Regions from separate parts of the Homo sapiens genome. Here regions 2 and 3 are each linked to region 1. Evidence: chromatin contacts called from ENCODE Hi-C or POLR2A ChIA-PET data. All regions are on one chromosome and are shown on one strand. The core of a region is the stretch at or near the end of the contact, and the rest is flanking DNA. Distances in the headings are between cores, read along the strand shown.

Region 1 (4,604 bases), core at 1,361-3,860:
ATATATTTAGTTTATAAACATATATTTATATATTTAGTTTATAAACATATATTTATATATTTAGTTTATAAACATATATTTATATATTTAGTTTATAGATAAATATATATTTATATATTTAGTTTATAGATAAATATATATTTATATATTTAGTTTATAGATAAATATATATTTATATATTTAGTTTATAGATAAATATATATTTATATATTTAGTTTATAGATAAATATATATTTATATATTTAGTTTATAGATAAATATATATTTATATATTTAGTTTATAGATAAATATATATTTATATATTTAGTTTATAGATAATATATATTTATATATTTAGTTTATAGATAATATATATTTATATATTTAATTTATAGATAATATATATTTATATATTTAATTTATAGATAAATATATATTTATATATTTAATTTATAGATAAATATATATTTATATTTAATTTATAGATAAATATATATTTATATATTTAATTTATAGATAAATATATATTTATATATTTAATTTATAGATAAATATATATTTATATATTTAATTTATAGATAAATATATATTTATATATTTAATTTATAGATAAATATATATTTATATATTTAATTTATAGATAAATATATATTTATATATTTAATTTATAGATAAATATATATTTATATATTTAATTTATAGATAAATATATATATATATATATATACACACACACATATTAAGAGGCAATAACTCACTATGTTACTCAGGCCACTTTCGAACTCTTAGGCTCAAGCCATCTTCCTGCCTCTGCCTCCCAAAGTGCTGGGATTACAGGCGTGAGCTGCTATGCCTGGCCTGCCCATTTTAAAATTGGATTATTTTATTTTTTCCTGTTGAGTTGTTTGAGTTCCTTATATATACTGATTGTTCATCCATTGTCAGATGAGTAGTTTGCAAATATTTTCTCCCATTCTGTGGGTTGTCTCTTTACTGTTGATTAATCATTTCTTTTGTTGTGCAGAAGCCTTTTAACTTGATGTAATCCCATTTGTCCATTTTTGCTTTGGTTGCCTGTGCTTGTGGGGTATTACTCAAGAAATCTTTGTTCAGATTACTGTCCTGTAGCATTTGCCCAATGCTTTCTTCTAGTAGTTTCGTAGTTTCAGGTCTTAGATTTACGTATTTTATCCATTTTGATTTGATTTTTGTATGTGGCGAGAGATAGGGGTCTAGTTTTATTCTTCTGCATATAGATATCCAGTTTTCCCAGCACCACTGATTCAAGACTTCCTTTTCCCAATGTATATCCTTGGCACCCTTGTTGAAAATGAGTTCATTGTAAATGTGTGAATTTATTCCTGGGTTCTGTATTTGGTTCCATTCGTCCATGTGTCTGTTTTTATGCCGGTACTGTGCTATTTTAGTTACTATAGCTTTTTAGTATAATTTGAAGTCAGGTAGTGTGATTCGTCTAATTTTGTTGTTTTTGCTTAGAACAGTTTTGGCTTCTCTGGGTCTTTTGTGATTCTATATAAATGTTAGGATTATTTTTTCCATTTCTGTGAAGAATGTCTTTGGTATTTTGATAGTGATTGCATTGAATCTGTAGATTGTTTTGGGTAGTATGGACATTTTAACAATACTGATTCTTCCAATCCATAAATTTGGAATATCTTTCCATTTTTTTTTATGTGTGTTCTCTTTGGTTGCTTTCATCAGTATTTTATAATTTTTATTTTAGAGATCTTTCACTTTGGTTATATTTATTCCTAAGTATTTTATTTTACTGGTAGCTTTATAAATGGGATTACTTTCTTGGTTTCTTTTTCAAATTGTTTGCTGTTGGCATATAAAAATGCTATTGATTTTTGTATGTTGATTTTGTATGCCGTAACCTTACTGAATTTATTTATTAGTTCTGATAGTTTTTTTAGTTGCATACACATGTATCATGGTTAGCATATATCCACATAACTTTTTTTGTGGCATCGTGTGCAATACGTACATTACAGAAAAATAAATATATTTTGTTGGTTTGTGTGTTTGTTGATGTCTAAATGATAAAGCTAAGTAAAAACTTATAAACATGATTATATTTGTAGCAACAACTTTTTATCAATATGGACACCACAGAATTTGTTAGATTATCTCCTTATGTGGCCTTTATAACCCATTTCTAGAAAGGTCAGAGTAAATTATGTTGTTTAAGCTATAAATTATCTATTTTTTTCCACTTGAGAATACCTTTTCCCCTAGGCAAGCATTTCTGCTTAACACAAATAGGTTTTAGGTCACAATTATTAGATGGCATTGCAGAGTTGATGGAATCAACACATCATGACTTGAAATTCAGGTCTGGGCAGAGTCTAGACACTTGTTTTGGTAATAGGAATATCTGGGCTGTTCATATACAGTTAGCTCACATTTGGACAGAAAACCTTTCTCCGCATTAAGATTTCGAAAGCTTTTAGCCTCTGTAAAATGTCTAGTGGTGCCGAATAAGAATAAGGGAAAAAAGTTCTTGTAGAAAAACATCCTTTCCCTTGTAACCAGTTCCTATTCACGTAAGAAGGTAATAGCTATTCCTTCATTCAGTAATGAAGTTGAAGTAATCCTCCAGGGTACTCATTTTACACAAAAACAAATTGCAGTTTTCATTTGCATCACTGGGTGGCGATTTTTCATAGCCTTATACTACTATTTAAAAATCCAGCAAGCATGGCACTATTCGTAATTACCAGGGTTTTCTCCTGTTATGACATGTTTAATTGTACTTTTAAGACATTATCTTTAAGTTGATTACAAATTTACTAGTGTAGTGGCAAGCTCATAGTTATTTTAAGTTAGGAAAAGGGATATTGCGTAAATGTTAGGATATAATTCCTTCCAAAACTAAGACAAAAGCATGAATTAGCTTATTATGTTATAGCAAAAAGAAGGAAAAATAACAACAAAAAGTAATAGGATATAAATGAAAAGGAACAATTTAGATATTGTTGTTGGTTCACTAATATTGTTGACCAAATATTGAATATAACTTTGAAGCAGGCAGAATGAAATTGGGCAAACACTATTGTAGAGATTAAAGGAATTGGGTTACAGTACAAGGGAAATGCATCATGGTTTTCAGAATATGCAGGTGCTTCTTCAAGTAGGGCATAAGAACTTCTAGTTTCCATTAAGCTAATTATTTTGTAACACTTGCTGAATTTAGAACCAGAATTTAATAATTCACAGCAGCTTGGATTTCACCTTTTAAAATACTTAAAACACATTGAAATATGTAATTTAGTCTCACCTTCTGTTTTCCAGTCTCAATGATCAGTCAGATATTGAAAATAAGTGAGTTATTTTTAAGATTATCTCCTATGGAATTCCTCATTCTGGGAACCAAACCACATATACATACTTCATTTAAACTATCATATTTTTATATGGAACTTTTAAAGGTAGTCTCTTCATCGCTGTGTTGTTTCCTTTATTTAAAAGTGGAAATTTAGCTGTATACATAAAAATTTACATTCTAAGGAATGAGGGACAGTAAGTCACTTTGATTCTGTCTAGGGTTGAAGGCTTTAATTAAAACAGTGACAAAAACTAAACAGGTTTTCAACATGTGCTTCCTATTTTTATTGCCTGTTCTTACAAAAAATGTATACCAGATCTTTAAAAAATTAGAGTGTTTATGGATTAAAAAGTAACTTACCCTATCGCTGTCTCCTTACCCACGTATCGGGATATCCAGAAAAACTCGATTTACATTTAATTTACTTAGCAGTTTTTGTGTTTTTACTTTTGACCTTTAAATTGCAAAGCAAGTATGCCAGGATTTTTCAACTAACTTCATGATGTAGATGCTTGTTTTTCTATTAAGAAATGTGGAGTTGTGTGTCTAATGGATAGAATTAACAGTATTTTCAGTCACTGTTACCTGATTCTGGTTTACCTGTTAATCTAGCAGCGTTTCAGTTTCAGTTTTTCGGAGGTGAAAAAGTTAGGTTAGGCCATCCCCGTGTGGGGTACACCACCCTTCCTTAACTCCTTGAATGTACAGTGAAAGGCAATTGCATGAAGGAAGAGGAGAGGTGCCAACTGTACTCAGAGGCAGAACTGAGCCTTCTGTTTGGCACAGTTAATTGTGGGAAAGTCATTCATTTTTTTCGGGGACTCAGTGGATTTAGTTGACTCAAACGTAAATTAGGGATCTATCTCTCTGTGATTCTAACCCTTCTGTGCATTAGGGGATACTTAGAAAAAAATACTGGTGCTGGGACCCATTCCTAGATTCTGATTAAAAGGTCCTGGGATTAGGCCCAGGAATTGATTTTTTCCCCCCAGAGTTCTCCAGATGATTCTAGAGTTCATGCAAGGCTGAGAAGCACTACAGTTCACTCTCTAATAATTGTATGTCATCAAATAATGTGTTGAGACACTTTGAAAAAGACTTCATAAAATATAAAGTTACAGTTTCTTTTTTAGTTGAGCCATAAACAAAAAGCAAATAAAACCACAGAATTTCTGGGTAATTACATTTCCTTCAATATATTAAATCATTAAATAGAAAAAGAGCAGAAAGCTTCATACATGATCCTATGAAATGAAATTTGTTTTCTTTTCCTTT
Region 2 (4,620 bases), core at 435-2,934, 420 kb before region 1:
ATCACCATTACCCCATGATATTTCATTATCGGTTTGTGTATAAACTGTATTCTGGTCTGCTTATCTGCCTATTTCTTGTGCAGTACATTGTTTTAATGATTTCAGATTCATAACACTTAATAACTGACAGAATGAATTACCTACTTAAACATTTCGTACAGACACTGTGGTGGATTCTGCTACATATCATGGCATTATGCCATGAATGCTTTCCAGCATTACTGGCAGAAATAGCCACCCTTAAAATATGCCCCTCGTGATCCTCAGCGGTTCCCAGGGTACAGTGTAATGTGTACCCAGAAATGGGTTGCCCTCTTGCCCATTCCTGGGCTGCCTCCTAGGGACAGTGACTCCAGTTAACTTGCTGCTTCAGTGGGCACTACCATCTTCTGCTGGTGACTTCTGTCATCTTGTTTGACCCTGGGGAAAAGACTTATTTTCCTCTTTGTTGCCCACAGTAGAGACCAGACTTTCCTGACCGTTCCAGAATAATGAAAGAAAGGGTCCAGATAGTACTTTATGAGAGCGGCCAAGCTCCAGTGGAATCCTCTCCACCCTTACCAGGCTACTGCTCTGCCCTCTTTGCTACCTGTTTCCAGGTCACCAAAGGTAGTTCAGCTACCCCACTAGAAACCTTCAGTTATCAGCACTTCTTTAGAATTGGAGCCAAATTGACATCTGCACTAAAAGAAATGAGGAAGGTTTCCACTCACCTAACACTCTGGACACCCTCCTCCCAAAATTCCTGCTGAACCAACCTCTCCCCTGGGAAACTGGCAGTGAAAACATTTAGTCTTTTCAGAGGAAATTACACCTTTACTCAGAGAAACGTGGTCTGGATTTTGGATCTGCAGCCCCAGTAAGAGAATTGCCTAATGATCTGGTATCAGTTAGTACAATCAGGCCCTTCATATCTGTGGGTTCCACATCCATGAATTCAGCCAATCGTGGATCAAAAATATTCAATAAAAAATAATATGACAAAAATATAAACAATACAGTATAACTGTTATTTCCATAGCATTCGTATTAGGTATTATAGAGATGATTTAAAGTATGCAAGAGGATAAGCATAGGTTATATGCAAATACTATACCATTTTATATAAGAGATTTAAACATCCATGGGTTTTGGTATCAGAGGGGGTCCTGGAACCAGTACCCCAAGGATACTGAGGGACGACTGTCTATTTCGCAGTCTGTATTGTTTTTACAAGTGGGGCAGCAACAACCAAACCCAAATGAGGCCGCATCAGGCTCAGCCCTGTTCCTATTTTGTCTCCCTGCACTAAGGGTTTCAAGCATGTCTTAGGGCTGTGGTCAGCTTGTTAACACAAATCAGCCTTGAAACCTAACAGAATGTTACTTTACAATTTCCTGTTACTATGTTCCTTTTTAAAGTAAGCTACTTCCAAATCGATCTTCATCCTTTTCAAAATACCAAATTTCGGAAATGGAAGGGGGAAAGGAATGGGGGAAATACAAAGTGAAATCACCTGTATTTTCTTAGGGACCCTAACTTAGACATGACCAGCTATTTCTGAGATTCTTAAGTAAACTGTTTTTTCTCTCTGAAAGTCTGACAGTCTCTGCCATGTCAAGCTCTTTATTTCATGTCTTATACTTAGACCCACTCAGGCTACTTGGACAAATGCTCAAATAAGTTGACCAAATGAAAAACGTGTTCAGAGGTTGAGTGACTCAGAGTGAGAACAAGTGAAGCAGAACTGAGTGGTGGAACTTAACCTGCGCCTGAAGTTTTGAAACACATCAAGTCTAGTCTTCTGTATTTTAATAATATACAGACTTAGAGGGTGGAAAGAGATAAAGTGTTATGTGCTCATAAAATCAATTTATAAGTGACCTCATAGGGTCAATCACCTCAAGATAATATAAATTCATGATTTAATATATTAATGTAACCTTTGCTATGTATTAATCAGTATAAATTTATAATTCAGTAGTCTACAAATCCTAAACTTAGAGAATATTTTCTGAATTTGCTCTTTGATTACTCCACGTCTCTGCATAGAATTTTCTGACACTCACTCATCAGGATGTGTTTATAAAGGGTTTTCTTTCTTCCTCTTCACATTTAAATGATATAGAATTACCCAAACTTCCTGTTGCTACTGAAACTGAAGCAAGAGAAGCAAGGGAAATTGAAACTGAAAATGTGAACCAGCGACTTTACCCAGAAGCACAGTTGATGGCATCAATGAGATCAATTTTTTAATGAAATTAAAGAAAGTAGAGGTTTCAGCTGACACTGTTTTTCTCCAGACTCTCTACTATGCGGCAGGATGGTAGTTGTTTCCTCTCAACGGAGCTAAAAATTAACTTCATCCTATGGCATGATGTATTAAAATCAGGAGTGTTTGGCCCGGCGTGGTGGCTCACGCGTGTAATCCCAGCACTTTGGGAGGCCGAGGTGGGCGGCTCACGAGGTCAGGATATCACGACCATCCTGGCTAACACGGTGAAACCCCGTCTCTACTAAGAATACAAAAAAAAAAAAAAAAAATTAGCCGGGCGCGGTGGCGGGCGCCTGTAGTCCCAGCTACTCAGGAGGCTGAAGGAGGAGAATGCTGCGAACCTGGGAGGCGGAGCTTGCAGTGAGCCGAGATCGCGCGACTGTGCTCCAACCTGGGCGACAGAGCGAGACTCCGTCTCAAAAAAAAAAATAAATAAAATAAAATCAGGAGTGTTGATGGTAACTTTCTCTTTCCCCTCTCCAACAGGTAATTTCTCTCAAGATCCAACCCAAGCTATTCTATATACACAAGGTCAGCAAACATTTGATTCATTTTGTCAGCTTTAATATAAATCAAAATCACACCCAGGAGGCTGGGGTGTGGTCAAACAGACATCAAATCCCCTATTGCCCTAATAGCCAGTCAGTCACCCCCCTCTTTCATGTGGGAAAGAACACCGGAAGCAATTTGACAAGTAACAATCAGGCTTCTGGAGCCATGGACAATTGCTGTTAACTCTTGACTGTTCTGACAACATTTTAGAGCTATCTTTCAGGAATATTAGCCTCCCCCATTAACAAAACGGGGAAAAGCTCATTCCTCAAGGACCTCACTCTTCATTTAGTTCAACAGTTTGGATGGAGAAGGGAGATGTATCTTGAGGGAACACAAGTACATTGATCCCATTTTCTACCTCACTACATTGCTTGCAGGAAGAGGCCTGCAACTTGGTTCACCCCTTTTTTTTTCTGCTTTAGTATTTTAGTTGGGTCAAAGTAACTAAAGAGTTACTTACTTAAATTGCATATTGCGATCCCCATAATTTCCACTGGGTAAAATTTAGCTATACACTGAAGCTTGCTGTAAACATGCAAGCAAGTTGGGAGAAAATATTACCATTAGAGAAGTGGAAAAAGACCGGCCCCCTTCTCCATCATCACCAATCAGGTGTTGAGTGAAATCTCCCGCTTACTATAACATATTACTCTCACAGAGAATAAACACCGTATCTTTCAGTAAGGATCTCTGACCTGTCATTGTGAAGGGAGGACTAGCCAGACTGAGGGTGTGGTGAGGAACTAGGGGAAGCACAGACAGAAGAAACTGCTTTGAGAGGAGAAGCAACTTTGAAGTGTTGCTTAGTCCAGGCCCTGACCTAGGGTTTGGTTTTTTTGAAGTCTGTCATTAACCCTTCCCTCACTTTCCTTCTACTCTTCAAGTCCTATTACATTCATAGGAATGACTGATTTGCCCCCAGGTATTTTGCTGGTCCTGGGATCGCAGAGAGGAAAAGATACAATCCTGCCCGCAGGAACTCAGTGTATAGAGATGGCTTCTCCAACTTAACTATTACAGAGGGCTGATAATACTTTTCAGACATGTCGATCCAAAATGACCAATTAAGGATAAGGACTTGGAAGTAAAGAACATAACTCAAAGACAACAAATGCCCATTCACCAAAGATAAAGCCATGAACTGTCCAGGGCAAACGAGCTCGCCTTTTGGAGGCTAAGCTTCTTGTGGGAATTTGTAGAGTTTGGGGGAGGTCACTCAGTAACTTCTGTAATGAAAAGTTTTGTGGCAGCCAAGTGCAGTGGCTCACGCCTGTAATCCCAGCACTTTGGGAAGCCGAGGCGGGTGGATCCCTTGAGCCCAGGGGTTTGAGACCAGCCTGGGCAATATGATGAAACCTCATTTCTACTAGAAATACAAAAATTAGCCAGGCGTGTTGGCACACAGCTATAATCCCAGCTACTTGAGTGGCTGAGGCATGAGAATCAGTTGAGCCTGGGAGGTGGAGATCGCAGTGAGCCAAGATCGTGCCACTGCACCGCAGCCTGGGCAACAGAGCGAGACTCTTGTCTCAAAAAAAATAAAGAAGTTTTATTGGTAGTATTTGTTCTCTGTTAAGCCCATCTGTTGAGTTCTTGATTTCATTTATCAAGTTTTTCAATTCTAGAATTTCCATTTGGTTATTTTTTATATTTCCAGGTCTCTGCCAATGTCCTCAATCTTAATTTTTATTTCCTTAAACATTTTAAGCAAATCATTATAGAATCCATGTTGGATAGTCACATTATCAAGATCCCCTATTGGTCTAGGTCTATTGTCTGTTATTTTTTTGGTATTCAGTTACATTTTCTAG
Region 3 (4,867 bases), core at 788-3,287, 510 kb after region 1:
TGACTTCTTTGAATCACTTCGATTGTTACTATTTTAAAAGTGAGTGTGGAGTAAGGGTGGAAGCCTAGAAGGGATTTTTGGTAGAATTATAATTAGGGCATTATAAATATAGGACAGCAAGAGGTAGCTGGGACTTCAGAAATATTTTGGGAGGTAAGGAATATTTTAAACTTGGGAGTACCAGAGTTGCTGCCAATCCTGCCTCTCTTCAGGGCAGGGAAGGCCCCAAGGAGAGCAAGAGAGAACCTTTTTTGGCCATGGCTCCCTAGGGCAGAGAAGAAGCAAGCATTCAGGGCAGTACTTACAGGAATCAAGACTATGGTTTGGTGGGAGCATCCCTGTATTCTATCTTTCAGTGACGCAAAGAGGAGGGCAAGACTTTCCTTGATGAGGCCAGGGGACCATGCCAAACTGTTAGGATGGTAGATGCAGAAGCTATGCTTCCCAGTGAACCAGATTTGATACCCTGGGAGAGGAGTCAATTAAAATAGAAATCAGGGGAGTGAGCCCGCGAGCCAACCCCTCTGCAAAGACTTCATCTGATTCAGACCCTCCTGAGCTTTTACAGAACCCAGTGCCCATTGCAATCATAGCACTTATGAACATTCACTTAAAGATCTGTCTCCCCAAGTAAACACTGCACCCTGTGAGTGCTGGGATCTGTATTATTTGACTGTATTCCCACCAAGCCCAGAGCCTGCACAAAGCATGTGCCCTGAGTAAAATGCCTCTGAATGAATAAAATGAGGGTAGAGCTTTGATCAATTGGGGTCATTATACTAGAAGGAGGCTTATAACTCATTTAGTACAATCCTATTGTCTTACAGATGATGTGATACACAGAGGTTAAAGGGCTTACTAAGGTCCTATGTTGGGTTTAGTGCTAGAGCTGGACCCAGAACCCAGAACACACAGGCGGATTCTTTCGCCTCCTCGCTCTGCTAGGGGCATGAAGACAGAAGACAGCCCCCACAGTCATTCTAACATTTGTTGGCTGGCTATTGGGAATGCAGAATACATTTTCCCATGGAGGCAGGTTTTTTCTTCTTCTTTTTTTTAAATGGTGGTTCGGTTCCCAGGCCAGGCCACAAAAGCCTATTTACCCCATAGCTGAGCTCAACTATAAAACCAGCGGTAGCTCTGAGGCCTCACTGAACCCCCAGCTCCGAGCCTGCAGTCCGAGGGGCAGGTGGGCAGCTGGCTCTGCAAGGGGGGTAGGCAGCGCTCCCTTGAGCAGACCAGGAGTGTGGGGAGGGGGCTGGGCAGGGGGGCTGGGCAGGGGGCCCAGGCAGCAGCTGCAGGAGCCTACAGCAGCCTCTGAATGCCTTGGTGGTTCTTAAGTGGATTGTTTGTAAGTTGGGAACTGTCTGTACTTAGAAAGGCGGATTTCAAGAGGTAGGGGATCCTATTTCACTTGAAGGCCCACAGTAATGAGGGTTCTTTATTCGTAATGAAGTAAGCCACTAATTGGAGGGACGGGCTCAGGAGGCCTGGTGGAATTTTGTACTCCTGGACCAGAACTGAGTAATATTATGCAGTAGCCTGGCAACCCTTTACTTTTGCACAAAATTCATATAAAAATCTACCATGAAGTGCCTGTCTGACATTCACTGTGTTTATTATTAATAATGATAATAACAGGGTAGCTTATACACAGCCTTAAGGCTAAGAAAGTAAATTGAATTCTCAGTTTCTTCCAGTTTTTTTTTTTTCCGCAGTCAGATTAGGAACATTTGGAAAGTCCTTACTCTCCGAGTGGGCTGAAACCTTTCATATTTACCCAGAGGAGACATGGCTGTAGTTTCTAAGGACTCATCCAAGAGATGATCTCTTTCCTTCCTCTGCCTCCTCAGAGAGGCAGAAACATTCCATAAACTCACAAATGTTGTAAAAGTAAATGTACAAAAAAATAATATTAATGGAACTGAAAACGTTACAGTAGAGAAATCAATTATAATAAGGTAATACAGTTAGCTCTTCTGGACTTAATGAAATGTGTTCAACTGCATTGGAATGTTCTGGTGCCCCCTGCAGGATTCTAACACCTCACAGAAATGGTTTAGTACCAATTCAGATGGCTTAGAAAACCCTACAGAGGCAATGTGTTTCTTTTCTCAGGTTCAAATCAACTTAACCTGGCTCAATCACATGCAGAGGGACAAAGCAGGAACTCAATCTAACATTTAAAAGGTTTTTAGCCACCATAAGTTTGTCATTAGAATGGAGGTTTTTGGATCAACAACAGAAACTATTTTTGGTTTGTGAAGTTTATAAATCTAACAGTGCAAAGTTCACGGTTACATGTGTGATCTCTCAATTTTTCTGGGCTGAGTGTTTAGGGAACAAGGAAGTTTGCTTCCATGAGCCTTGCTTTGACTTAGTGCAGAAAAATTAAACATTCTGGAAAGTTAAACATTTAGCTTCTAAATTTTTACTGCCCTGGAATTCCTCAGGAACATGACTCCAGTATGATAATGAACAAATGGTCATCAGAGTTGTTTATTCCATAGTTACAGGTCAGCAGATGTGAGGAACCATCGTCTGACTCCAATAAGCTTTTAAGATGATAGCTGTCCATCGTTCCTGCCCTCCACTTTATACGAGAGTAACTGAAATCACTATTTTGATGTATAATGTCCCTGCTATCATCTAGTCTTAGGTAATTTATCTGAAAGACATTGACCAGGTCTCACTGAATTTGCAAAGAATCATGCTGGCACATAATTCTAATTATATCACAATAGCTACAACATAAATACAGTATTGTAATATTGTACAGACAGTCCTGGATTTGCCATGGTTTGATTTATGATTGTTTGACTTAGAGTTTTTGACTTTGCCAAGATGCAAAAGCAACATGTATTCAGCAGAAACTGTACTTCAAGTACGCAAACAACCACTCTGTTTTTCATTGTCAGTACAGTGTTCAATAAATTACTGTGAAATATTAAGCACTGTAGTATAGTATAGGTTTTGTGTTAGATGATTTTGCCCCACTGTAGGCTAATGTAGGCATTCTGAAAACATTTAAGGTAGCCTGTGGTAAGCTATGCTGTTTGGTAGGTTTGGTGTATTAAATGCATTTCCGATTAGGATATTTTCAACTTGATGGGTTTACTGGGGCATAACTCCATTGTAAGTCAAGAAGCATCTGTATATATGTGTTATATAATACATATTGCCTATAGTAATATTACATATTATTATAATATTGTATAATATTATAACACAATATAAACCTCTACTAATGTCACTTTTTTCAGTGCCATTCCTTCTTTCATATACTGGATGTTTAATTTCTTAATTTGAACATTATAAAGAAACGTATTAAAATTCAAATCACAAAGACACTAAACATAATTCCAGACTTCTAGAAAAGTTGCAAGAATTCTTTGTATGCCTGGATACCCTTCACCCAGATTCCCAAAATGTTAATTCACCCAAACATTACTACATTTGTTTCATTTTCTAAATACAAACACACATAGATTTTTTCCTAAACTGTTTAAGAGTAAATTGCAGACAGAAAGTTCCTTTATTCTTAAATAATTCAATATATATTTCCTAAAAATAGGGAACTCTCTTACATAACCACAGTACAATTATTGAAATCAGGAAATTAATATTGAAATAATGTTATCTAATATTACAGACCTTATTGTGATTTTATCAATTGTCCCAATAATATCTTCTATAACAAAAGAAAATCTAAAATCATACACTGCATTCAGTTGTCATGTTTTTTCAGTCTCCTTTAATCTGGGAAGTTCCTGGGTCTGTCTTTTTTCAGGGCAGGTATTTTAGAGAGTGTTCCACATTTTGGGTTGTCTGATGTGTCCTCACACTTAAATTAAGGTTATACACCTCTAACAGTATAACAAAAGTCATTCCGGCTTTTCCTCAGTGCATGGTATCATGTGGCACATGCTGTTGGTTAGTCCCACCACTAGCGATGTTAACTTTAATCTTTTGGTTAAGATGGTGTTTGCCAGGTTTCTCCATTTGAGTTACTATTTCACCCATTGTAAATAATACAATATAATTTGAAACAATGTAAAGACAACGTAAAGATCCTATATCTCATTAAACTTCCATCCATTAGTTTTCATATTCATAGATGATTCTTGACTGAATCAATTATGTTTATGATGGCTTGCAAAATATGATTTTTGATTTTCAACATTCTACATTTATTGGTTGGCTTTCTACTTTATTTGTTCTCCTTTGTTTGTTTATATCAAAGTAGCTCATGGATTCTTACTTTATTCAATAGTATTACACTTACTAAAATTATTTATTTAAATTAGTAATTTATTTTAACGCTTAAATGATCCCATATTTGGCGAATGGGAGCCTCTTTGGGCTGGCTCCAGCGTCATTTTGACAAGTCCCCCTTATTCTGCAGGTACTTTCTTCATTTTTGGCATGACATGATGTTCCAGGCTCTATTCTACTTTACCTGCCTCAAATTTGAATTTAACCATTTCTCCAAAAAGCCCTAGTTCCTTTTAGTGGAGGGTATGTAGAAACAAAGATCTGGTTTCTAGATATGCTCACTGCTACTAGAGTGAAACTGCTTCAAGGTCATCTCAGAGGACTGAGCTGGGAAATGTTTATATGTATATGTAAACAAATGTGTGCATATCCACAAGTACTCTCAGACACAACACACATACACATATATGTATTATAATCCATGCACAGCTACATTAGTTTACATATATCTAAACACATACACACATGTATGTATGCATGCATGTATGTGTGTATGTATCAGAAATCAGGAGTTTACATCCATATCTCCAATTTGAATCCAATACCGCAGAGTTCTATCTCATCCTTTTACCACAACTGTAGCTCCGTTCTC

The links. A loop is a pair of places that touch in the nucleus more often than their neighbours do. ChIA-PET counts read pairs that join two places held with the same protein, here RNA polymerase II (POLR2A). Pooled maps may share reads with other maps.
Region 2: a loop to region 1 is called in a pooled map, with 2.1 times the contacts of the local background. The contact joins two enhancer-like sites. A Hi-C loop is called at or near these places in 4 of 50 pooled maps. POLR2A ChIA-PET finds 5 or more read pairs at or near these places in 2 of 52 experiments (GM12878 and PC-9).
Region 3: a map of HepG2 shows a loop between it and region 1 (21-fold over the local background). The contact joins two enhancer-like sites. A Hi-C loop is called at or near these places in 24 of 168 maps with a recorded cell type or tissue (A673, B cell, CD4-positive, alpha-beta T cell and 18 more), 24 of 37 single-sample maps with no recorded cell type and 31 of 50 pooled maps. POLR2A ChIA-PET finds 5 or more read pairs at or near these places in 6 of 52 experiments (CD4-positive, alpha-beta T cell, CD8-positive, alpha-beta T cell, OCI-LY7 and 2 more).

Annotation. Positions count from the first base shown.
Region 1 is chr7:7,679,026-7,683,629 of GRCh38, forward strand. All of the region lies in intron 4 of RPA3 (replication protein A3), which reads right to left. The region is part of intron 2 of UMAD1 (UBAP1-MVB12-associated (UMA) domain containing 1); the gene reads left to right. Among named protein-coding and RNA genes, the nearest start is that of RPA3, 37 kb to the right of the region's middle. Within about 2 kb of position 2,611, at least 10 of the 41 ENCODE cell types and tissues checked have a DNase peak (open chromatin) inside an H3K27ac peak, as active enhancers do.
Region 2 is chr7:7,256,812-7,261,431 of GRCh38, forward strand. It overlaps LINC03016 (long intergenic non-protein coding RNA 3016), which reads left to right. Exons shown (of 4, transcript NR_108073.1): 2 at 2,741-2,785. Among named protein-coding and RNA genes, the nearest start is that of LINC03016, 4.0 kb to the left of the region's middle. Within about 2 kb of position 1,685, at least 10 of the 41 ENCODE cell types and tissues checked have a DNase peak (open chromatin) inside an H3K27ac peak, as active enhancers do.
Region 3 is chr7:8,188,519-8,193,385 of GRCh38, forward strand. All of the region lies in intron 6 of ICA1 (islet cell autoantigen 1), which reads right to left. Among named protein-coding and RNA genes, the nearest start is that of ICA1, 71 kb to the right of the region's middle. Within about 2 kb of position 2,038, at least 2 of the 41 ENCODE cell types and tissues checked have a DNase peak (open chromatin) inside an H3K27ac peak, as active enhancers do.